Regions from separate parts of the Homo sapiens genome. Here regions 1 and 2 are each linked to region 3. The links are chromatin contacts, found by Hi-C or POLR2A ChIA-PET in ENCODE. All regions are on one chromosome and are shown on one strand. Each heading gives the region's core, a stretch centred on a gene start or an enhancer-like site at or near the end of the contact. The rest is flanking DNA. Distances are from core to core; before and after follow the strand shown. Region 1 has its middle 21 kb from the start of SPNS3. Region 2 has its middle 29 kb from the start of UBE2G1. Region 3 overlaps UBE2G1 (ubiquitin conjugating enzyme E2 G1).

Region 1 (3,116 bases), core at 617-3,116, 110 kb after region 3:
AATATATATATGGCCTTTTCTGAGTGGCTTCTTTCACTTCACCTAATATTTTCAAGGTTCATTCAAATGGTAGCATGTTGCAGTACTTCATTCCTTTTTATGCCCATTCCATTGTGTGGATACATCAGAAGCACCTCAATTTGTTTATCTATTCTTCAGTTGGGCGTACGAGGTGCTTCCACTTTTTTTTTTTTTTTTTTTGAGATAGGATCTTGCTTTGTCACCCAGTGTCATAGCTCACTCACTGCAGCCTCAACAACCTCCTGGGCTCAAGGGATTCTCCCATATCAGTCTCCCGAGAAGCTGGGACTACAGGTGTGTACCACCATGGTCAGCTAATTTATTTTTATTTATTTTTGAGACAGGGTCTCACTCTGTCACCTGGCTGGAGTGCAGTAGTGTGATCATGGCTCACTGCAGTCTTGACCTCCTGGGCTCAAGCAATACTCCCATATCAGCCTCCTGAGTAGCTGGGATTACAGGCACCTGCCACCACACCTGGTTAATTTTTGTATTATTATTATTATTATTTTTGAGACAGAATCTCTCTGTGTTGCCCAGGCTGGAGTGCAGTGGCACGATCTCAGCTCATTGCACCCTCCGCCTCCCAGGTTCAAGCGATTCTCCTGCCTCAGCCTCCCGAGTAGCTGGGATTGCAGGCGTGCGCCACCATGCCCAGCTAATTTTTGTATTTTTTTAGTAGAGACGGGGTTTCACCATATTGGCCAGGCTGGTCTCTAACTCTTGACCTCGTGATCCACCCACCTTGGCCTCCCAAAGTGCTGGGATGACAGGCGTGAGCCACCGCGCCTGGCCTAACTGTTGTATTTTTAGTAGAGACAGGGTTTTGCCATGTTGCCCAGGCTGGTCTTGAACTCCAGACCTCAAGTGATCCACCCACCTCGGCCTCCCAAAGTGCTGGGATTACAGGCGTGAGCCACTGCGCCCGGCCAACTTTACCCATTTCCACCTTTGATGTGTGCAGTAAAATGCATTCTTGCTGGTGATTTGCGGTCTTGGGCTTCTGGGCCAAGCGGAGCTCTGCCTTGGACGCATGCGCAGCAGATGATGGCCCGTGTTTTTTGTACGTGTGTGTTTTGCATTAAGGAAGGAAAGTGATGACCTTCACGGGTCAGCATCTTTCCCTGAGTCTCCTCTCTTAAATGAATACTTGAGATCCCAAGTGGCTTATCATGAGTTTTCCTCTATATCAAGGGTCTGTGAACTCTGGCCTGCTGGAAGCATGGCTGATGGCCTGTTTTTTTTGTTTTTTTTTGGCCCCTGAACTAATAACGGTTTTCACATTTGTTTGTTTAAAAAAATACATTTCTGGCTGGGCGCGGTGCCTCACGCCTGTAATCCTAGCACTTTGGGAGGCCGAGGCGGGTGGATCACCTGAGGTCGGTAGTTTGAGACCAGCCTGACCAACATGGAGAAACCCCATCTCTACTAAAAATACAAAATTAACAGGGTGTAGTGGCAGGCACCTGTAATCCCAGCTACTTGGGAGGCTGAGGCAGGAGAATCACTTGAACCCGGGAGGAGGAGGTTGCGGTGAGCCAAGATCGCGCCATTGCAATCCAGCCTGGGCAACAACAGCGAAACATCGTCTCAAAAAAAAAAAAAAAAAAAAAAAAGAAAGAAAGAAAAGAAAAAAAGAAAAAAAAAAGATTGATTTCCCCACCTCCCCACCTCTTCCACGAGTTCCCCAAGCCCTGCAAGATGACTTCGATGGGATACAATTGTTTCCACCTCATCACAGCAGAATGATAATGCCTATAGCCTGTCAATGGCAAGTTCTCGAATGTGTGGGCACCAGGAACACACCCCGGAAGCCACATGTCCTTGCCCCAAGGGAAGGGCCCTGGAGAGCAGAAGAGAGGAGGAAAGTTGAGCCTCTTCCCCTTTTCCGTCCTCCTTCCTCCTGCCCTGATTCTGCCCACAGAGGAAGGGTCTGAGCTAGAGGAACCTGGACAGTGAATCCACACCCTATGGACAGATGAGAAGACCGAGGCCAGAGACAACGCAGGGTCCGGCCCCTGGTCCTATGCCTGATGCCTCTCACTGGAGACCCCTCCCCCACTTCAAGGTCGCCCCTAGAAGGCAAACGCTGAAGCCAAGTGTTCTTGGAGCGTCTCTTGGTGGACGCTTCGGCCCTGCCACGGAACGGCCCCTTAGTGAAGGTTCTCAGCTTAGACTTCAGCGCCACCTGGTGGCCACCGGGCATCAGACCTGGGACTTGCCTCGAGGGCTGCCAGAAACTTGAGTTTGTCCACTCACATCACTGCATCCCGTGGAGAAGTCCCAGTGCCGACCTGCTTGCTTGCTTGCTTGCTTGCTTGCTTGCTTGCTTGCTTGCTTTCTCTTTCCTTCTTCCTTCCTTCCTTCCTTTCCTTTCTTTTCTTTTTTCTTTCTCTTTTTCCCTCCCTCCCTCCCTTCCTCTCCTTCTCTCTCTCTGTCTCCCTCCCTCCCCCCTCCCTCCCTTCTCTCTCTCTCTGTTTTTCTCTCTCTCTGTCTCTCCTGCCTTCCCGCTTTCTTTCTTTCTTTCTTTTTTTTTGTTTTTGAGACGGAGTCTCGCTGACTCCCATGCTGGAGTGCAGTGGCGCGATCTCCGCTCACTGCAAGCTCTGCCTCCCGAGTAGCTGGGACTACAGGCGCCCGCCTCCACGCCCGGCTAATTTTTTGTATTTTTAGTGGAGACAGGGTTTCACTGTGTTAGCCAGGATGGTCTCAATCTCCTGACCTCGTGATCCGCCCGCCTCGGCCTCCCAAAGTGCTGGGATTACAGGCGTGAGCCACCGCGCCCGGCTTCTTTCTTTTTTTTTTTTGGAGTTTCACTCTGCCACCCAGGCTGGAGTGCAATGACACGATCTTGGCTCACTGTAACCTCTGCCTCCAGAGTTCAAGTGATTCTCCTGCCTCAGCCTCCCGAGTAACTGGGATTACAGGCGCCCATCACCACATCTGGCTAATGTGTGTGTGTGTGTGTATGTGTGTGTGTGTGTGTGTGTATGGAATTTCGCTCTTGTTGCCCAGGCTGGAGTGCAATGGCACGATCTCGCTCCCTGCAACCTCCGCTTCCTGGGTTCAAGCGATTCTCCTGCCTCAGCCTCCTG
Region 2 (3,004 bases), core at 454-2,953, 95 kb after region 3:
CACAGCAAGTTAAACTACCTCTGGGGTGTGTCCTGCTCCTGGCTTCCTGTAATCTGGTTCCTTGGAGGCTAATTAACACAGAGCTAGCTTTGCTCCAGGTTTCCCACCTTGGTGTAGCTCCTTCCATGCTGTCTCTTGGCTCAGGGATGGATGGGTTGGGGAGCGGGCTCCTGACTGATGGAGGGGGTAGTATGTAGGCTGGAGGCTGGAGAGCTGGGTCCAGCTAAGCCTAGCCCCCATCCAGGCTTCCAGAGTGTGTTTGCTGCTGGCTTGAGATCAGCAGGTAGTGAACCAGGCCAGGAGGTCATTGCCCTCTCCAGGCCTTGGTATTCTAGATCCTTCTCCTCCTTTGGCCCATCTTCCTTCCTTCCTTCCTTCTTTCCTTCCTTCCTTCCTTCCTTCCTTCCTTCCTTCCTTCCTTCCTTCCTTCCTTCCTGCCTTCCTTCCTTCCTTCCTTTTTTCTTTCTTTCTCTCTCTCTGTCTCTCTCTCTCTCTCTTTCTCTTTCTTTCTTTCTTTCTTTCTTTGAGACAGAGTCTCACACTGACACCCAGGCTGGAGTGCAGTAGCGCAATCTCAGCTCACTGTAACCTCCGCCTCTCAGGTTCAAAGGATTCTCCTGCCTCAGCCTCCCTGGCCCATGTTTATTCCAGTGGCTCTTGCCCTCTCTCTCCCACAGTTGCCAATCCCAAATGAAGATATCTCTCAGGGGCAGCAAGAACCCCCATTCTAAGCACTTTAACCTCTTTTCTTAGGATAGCCAGATAAAATACAGTAACACTCAGTTACCAGCCTGGACAACACGGCGAAACCCCATCTGTACCAAAAATTTTTAAAAAAGCAACAAGTAGCTGGGAATGGTGGCTTGCACCTGTAGTCCTACCTACTTGGGAGGCTGAGGTGGGAGGATCACCTGACCCCAGGAGGTCGAGGCTGCAGTGAACCATGATTACACCACTGCACTCTAGCCTGGGTGACAGGGTAAAACCCTGTCTCAAAAAGAAAAAAAGAAAGAAAGAGAAAAAGGACACTTAGTTAAATTTAATTTCAGATAAGGAATTATTATTATTATTATTGTTATTAGAAACAGAGTCTCGCTCTGTTGCCCAGGCTGGAGTGCAGTGGCACGATTGAGGCTCACTGCAACCTCTGCCTCCCGGGTTCAAGCAATTCTCGTTCCTCAGCCTCCCAAGTAGGTGGCAGTACAGATGTGCAGCACCACACCGGTCAATTTTGGTATTTTTAGTAGAGATAGGATTTTGCCATGTTTGCCAGGCTGGTCTCGAACTCCTGGCCTCAGGTGATCTGCCCGCCTTGGGCTCCCAAAGTGCTGGGATTACAGGCGTGAGCCATCACGCCCGACTAATTTTTCAGTATAAGTATATTCCAAATACTGCATGGGATATAATTATACAACAAAATTTAGCTGCTTATTTGAAATTCAAATTTAACCGTGTGCATGTATTTTTATTTGCGAAATCTGGCAGCCTTGCCCGTTCTTCCGTAGCAGTTCCAGACAGCCACGGCCACCTGGTCCTGGTCCTCGGGAGTACCGACACAACTGCCACCCTAAAGGGCACCAGGAACTCTACCTCCATCAGCTCGCAGATGGTCACCGTGGCAGCTGTCTCTAAGGAGGGTGTTCACTCCTCTTCCACAGATGACAAAACTGAGACTCCAAGAAGCCAAGTGACTTGTGTAAGGACAAACGGTAACCAAGGCGCAGGGGAAGCAGCCAGCCTTTGCCAGTCTGACTCCAAAGTTCAAGTTCTATGTACACCCCAGGTAGCTTGGCAAACCACCCACTTCTCGAACAGGAAGGCCTCAACCCTGCCGTTCACAAAGGAGGAAAAAGACAGTGTGTGCAGGCCCCCAGGCACAGGACAGACAAGATTCGGTGCTAGAATATTCAAAGTGATTTTGAAACCCAGCGCCTCTTAGTAATAACAATACCAGTTTCGGTCATTTGCATAACTTTCTACCGTTAACAAAAGGTATCCCCAGCAGTTAATTACAATGACAAAGAAGGCACAAGGAGGCCGGGGCGGTGGTTCACGCCTGTAATCCCAGCACTTTGGGAGGCCGAGGCAAGTGGATCACCTGAGGTTAGGAGCTCAGCCTGGCCAACATGGTGAAACCCCATCTCTACTAAAAGTACAAAAAATTAGCCGGGTGTGGTGGCACATGCCTGTAATCTCAGCTACTCGGGAGCTGAGGCAGGAGAATCGCTGCAATCCGGGAGGCGGAGGTTGCAGTGAGCTGAGATCGCGCCACTGCACTCCAGCCTGGGCAACAAGAGCGAGACTCCGTCTCAAAAAACAAAACAAAACAAACAAACAAAAAAAGAAGGCAGATGGGAGAGAGAATGGTCTGTAGGATCCCTCTGCAGACCCTGGGACGTTTCCTGTGCTCCCACTGGACATGGCTGGGGTGGGTGGGTGGGTGCTGGGCAGATCCTTCTGGGCCAACTTCCAGGAGCTTCTAGATGAGGGTCCTGAAGTCACAGGCTCTGAGCGTGGGTCTGGGCAGCGCACAGAGGGCTTGGGTCCCAGTGGCCAGTTCCAGCTCTGCCTGCAGGACCCCAGTGTTGGCGAACATGCCATCGGTTACAGTTCCTGACACCACCTGCTGGACTGGATTCCAGGCGGTGTAAACCAGTCTCTGCTCTCAGGGAGGGTCTGAAAGACGACGGATCCTTTGAGGGAGGGAACTGGGAGCCCAGGCCCTCAAGATGGGTTAGGAGTAAACTGGAGGGGAGGGGCTTGGGACACCTGCCGGGGGAGTCCAGGGTGGGGTAAGACGCTGGAGAAAATATGATCAAAATGAGACTTATGTAAATCAAATCTCGTTTGGTTGCAGATCTTTTACTGCTGTTTTGATCTGCCATTGGCAGAGACTGCTGACTACTTGGGCTTTTGAGTTTTTCTTCCCCTTTTTACGTGCCATGTGGGGCAGGGGGCGGGAGGAGGTGGGGTGCCCTTTAGGCCACCAGGTTTTGTTTTTGTT
Region 3 (3,177 bases), core at 407-2,906:
AACCAAATTCAACTAAAAGAGTAGCCCTAAAAATTTAAAGCACACAATTTTCACTCTATCTGAAAATGGCCTTGCCCACTCTGAAGCAACCATAGCATTTCTGAGTTTTTCTCCTATCTGTGGACCCCTCTTCTTCTATTTTACCTGTGGAAATTCTACCTGCCCCTCCCCTCTTTTCCTTTTTTTAGTTTTTTTTTTTTTTTTGGAGATGGAGTCTTGCTCTGTCGCCCAGGCTGGAGTGCAGTGGCGTGATCTCGGCTCACTGCAAGCTCTGCCTCCCGGGTTGAAGAGATTCTCCTGCCTCAGCCTCCCAAGTACCTAGGATTACAAGCGCACACCACCACGTCCCGCTAATTTTTGTATCTTTAGTAGAGACGGGGTTTCACTATGTTGGCCAGGCTGGTCTTGAACTCCTGACCTTCTGAGCCACCGCACCTGGCCTACCTGCTTTTTTTTTTTGATGCTTAACTAACTAGTACCCAACTTGTGCGTGCAAACTTCTACCGAGCAGCCAAGTTAGCAAAGAGAAAGCCCAAAACCCATAGAGTAGAATAACACTGTAGACTACACATTAACATGTCACATATCCACTATTTTTCAAATATAGAAAGATGTGACTGTGGCCAGGCAAGGTGGCTCACGCCTGTAATCCCAGCACTTTGGGAGGCTGAGGCGGGCGGATCACTTGAGGTCAGGAGTTCGAAAACAACCTGACCAATATGGTGAAACGCCGTCTCTACTAAAAATGCAAAAATTAGCCAGGCGTGGTGGCAGGTGCCTGTAATCCCATCTACTCAGGAGGCTGAAGCAGGAGAATGGCTTGAGCCTGGGAGGCAGAGGTTGCAATGAGCCAAGATTGTGCCACTGCACTCCAGCCTGGGCCACAAAGCAAGACTCTGTCTCCAAAAATAATAATAATAAATAAATAAATAAAATAAAATTTAAAAAGGCACCAATTAATTCAAAATATCTTTCATTACATATTATCTTCATCACAGATGCTATAGTATAAGTACTATCATGATATTAAAAAGAGGTATGTAGGCCGGGCACGGTGGCTCACACCTGTAATCCCAGCACTTTGGGAGGCTGAGGCGGGTAGATCATGAGGTCAGGAGTTCAAGACCAGCATGGCCGAGATGGTGAAATCCCATCTCTACTAAAAACTACAAAAATTAGCCAGGCATGGTGACAGGTGCCCATAATCCCAGCTACTCAGGAAGCTGAGGTAGGAGAATCACTTGAACCCAGGCGGCGGAGGTTGCAGTGAGCAACAGAGTCAGACTCTGTTTTCAAACAAAAAAAAAAGAGAGAGAGAGATATGTAACCAGCAGTTTCACATTTGAAAGTGTTTAAAAACCCAGGCCTAGTTCAATTTTTTTCCATGAGGCCTCCATTACTGTTTTTGAGTTAAATTATAAAAATCTTACAAGGATCAAATCCTACCATACTGCCATATTTATTTTATGTAAATAATGTGCTGTATGCTGCCGTCTGCAATTTGCTCAACATTGTTCTATTAATCTATAGTCCTGTTGTAGCTGTCTCTTGTCCATTCATTCTATCCGCCACAGTTCACTATTATTCTATGATAGTCAGAATCACATAGTCATGTGATCACTGACTTGGCTGTGCTCCGTGGGCACTGCTTTTCTGCCAGGTCCTGGAGTTGTCACCCCTTTTGCCTCTCAGCCTCCCACGGGCGCAATGGAGGAGAAGGATGAGAAAGCATGGGTGCTGCTGGCCCTTCTGTGGCCTCCAGTCACCTGGCTATGACTTTTGATGCTGTTATTGATGTGTTTCCTTGGCTTCAGCAGCTATTTTTGCTATAATAATCCTGCTGCCCTTCAGACTCAGGATAAACGGAACAGGCAGGTGAACACCATGAAATTCATGCTGCTATATGCCTGGTATTCTTGGCCCAATGTAGTTTTGTGTTTCTTTGGTGGCTTTTTAAAAGACCGAGTATTTGGAATATGATGGGGCACAATTACTTTTAGCTGTTTTATTTGCACTGGACAGGTTGTTTTGTTCTGGGTGGAATATTTAATGTTTTTTGGCTGATGGAATTTGAAAGACTTGTGTTTGGATTGGTGGGGAGTGCTCAGCAGTTGCCCAGGACATATGCTGTCAGCTGGTTTAAAGACAAAGAATTAAACCTGGTGTCTGGACTCCAACAATTTAGCATGGCTAGAATTGGAAGTACGGTAAACATGAACTTCGTGAGTTGGCTGTATTCTAAGATTGAAGCTTCGTGGGGTTCTGCTGGTCACACAACCCCTGGGGTCACACTTAAGATTGGGGGTATAAAATGTATTCTTTCACTAATCTGTGCCTTCCTTGGCTCTTGCTTACTTAGATGCGAGAGCAGAGAGAATCCTTCATAAAGAACAACAACAACAAAAAAAGGGGGGGGAAGTTTTTACATTAACTGATGTAAAGGATTTCTCCTTACCCCTGTGGCTCATATTTATCATCTGTGTCTGCTATTGTGTTGCCATGTTCCCTTTTATTGGACTTGGGAAAGTTTTCTTTACAGACAAATTTGGATTTTCTTTCCAGGCAGCAAGTGCAATGAACAGTGTTGTATATGTCGTTATCAGCTCCCACACCCCAGTATTTGGGCTCCCAGTGGATGACACGGGGAAGAACAGCATCTGGGTTCTGCGTGTGGTTGCAGCCACTCTTGTGTCCCACATGATGCTGGCCTTTATGATGTGGAGCCCTTGGGTTGCTGTGTCTTCTGGGAATCTCCTATTCATCGCTTGCCTGTGCATTTTGGCCAACAGTGGCATCTGTAGTTCCTGAACATCAACTGGGAACTGCATATGGCTTCACGCACTCCATTCAGAATCTTGGGGTGGCCATCATTTCCATCACTGCTGGGATGGATGATACTGGACACTGGGGGATATTTGTTTTTAGAAGTTTTCTTCATTGCCTGTGATTCTATGTGACTTTTATCTGTGGTCTTACTCTATTTTGTGAATCATGCCCAGGGTGAGAACCTAAATTATTCCACAAGACAAAGGGAAGAAATAAAATTTTCCCATACTTAATAAGTTTAAATGACTGTGTCATGAGAATGGGCTTTTGCACATCACTGGTTTGAAAATCTCCATTTTTAAAAATTTAGAGTTTAGTCATGAGAAAAAAAATAATGGAATGGCAAGTTGT

Evidence for each region. Hi-C counts contacts between places; a loop is a spot of excess contacts on that map. ChIA-PET counts read pairs that join two places held with the same protein, here RNA polymerase II (POLR2A). Pooled maps may share reads with other maps.
Region 1: a loop to region 3 is called in a map of OCI-LY7, with 7 times the contacts of the local background. The contact joins two enhancer-like sites. A Hi-C loop is called at or near these places in 25 of 168 maps with a recorded cell type or tissue (B cell, CD4-positive, alpha-beta T cell, CD4-positive, alpha-beta memory T cell and 19 more), 35 of 37 single-sample maps with no recorded cell type and 38 of 50 pooled maps. POLR2A ChIA-PET finds 5 or more read pairs at or near these places in 6 of 52 experiments (A549, OCI-LY7, Panc1 and 3 more).
Region 2: a map of GM12878 shows a loop between it and region 3 (2.4-fold over the local background). The contact joins two enhancer-like sites. A Hi-C loop is called at or near these places in 3 of 168 maps with a recorded cell type or tissue (GM12878, body of pancreas and upper lobe of right lung), 3 of 37 single-sample maps with no recorded cell type and 7 of 50 pooled maps. POLR2A ChIA-PET finds 5 or more read pairs at or near these places in 10 of 52 experiments (A549, OCI-LY7, Panc1 and 5 more).

Annotation. Positions count from the first base shown.
Region 1 is chr17:4,411,170-4,414,285 of GRCh38, forward strand. No RefSeq gene overlaps it. Among named protein-coding and RNA genes, the nearest start is that of SPNS3, 21 kb to the right of the region's middle. RefSeq lists an enhancer at 1,523-2,024. Within about 2 kb of position 1,867, at least 2 of the 41 ENCODE cell types and tissues checked have a DNase peak (open chromatin) inside an H3K27ac peak, as active enhancers do.
Region 2 is chr17:4,394,413-4,397,416 of GRCh38, forward strand. No RefSeq gene overlaps it. Among named protein-coding and RNA genes, the nearest start is that of UBE2G1, 29 kb to the left of the region's middle. RefSeq lists enhancers at 1,282-2,052, 1,636-1,715, 2,053-2,822. Within about 2 kb of position 1,704, at least 6 of the 41 ENCODE cell types and tissues checked have a DNase peak (open chromatin) inside an H3K27ac peak, as active enhancers do.
Region 3 is chr17:4,299,640-4,302,816 of GRCh38, forward strand. The region is part of intron 2 of UBE2G1 (ubiquitin conjugating enzyme E2 G1); the gene reads right to left. It also overlaps the pseudogene MFSD1P1. Among named protein-coding and RNA genes, the nearest start is that of ANKFY1, 37 kb to the left of the region's middle. Within about 2 kb of position 1,657, at least 2 of the 41 ENCODE cell types and tissues checked have a DNase peak (open chromatin) inside an H3K27ac peak, as active enhancers do.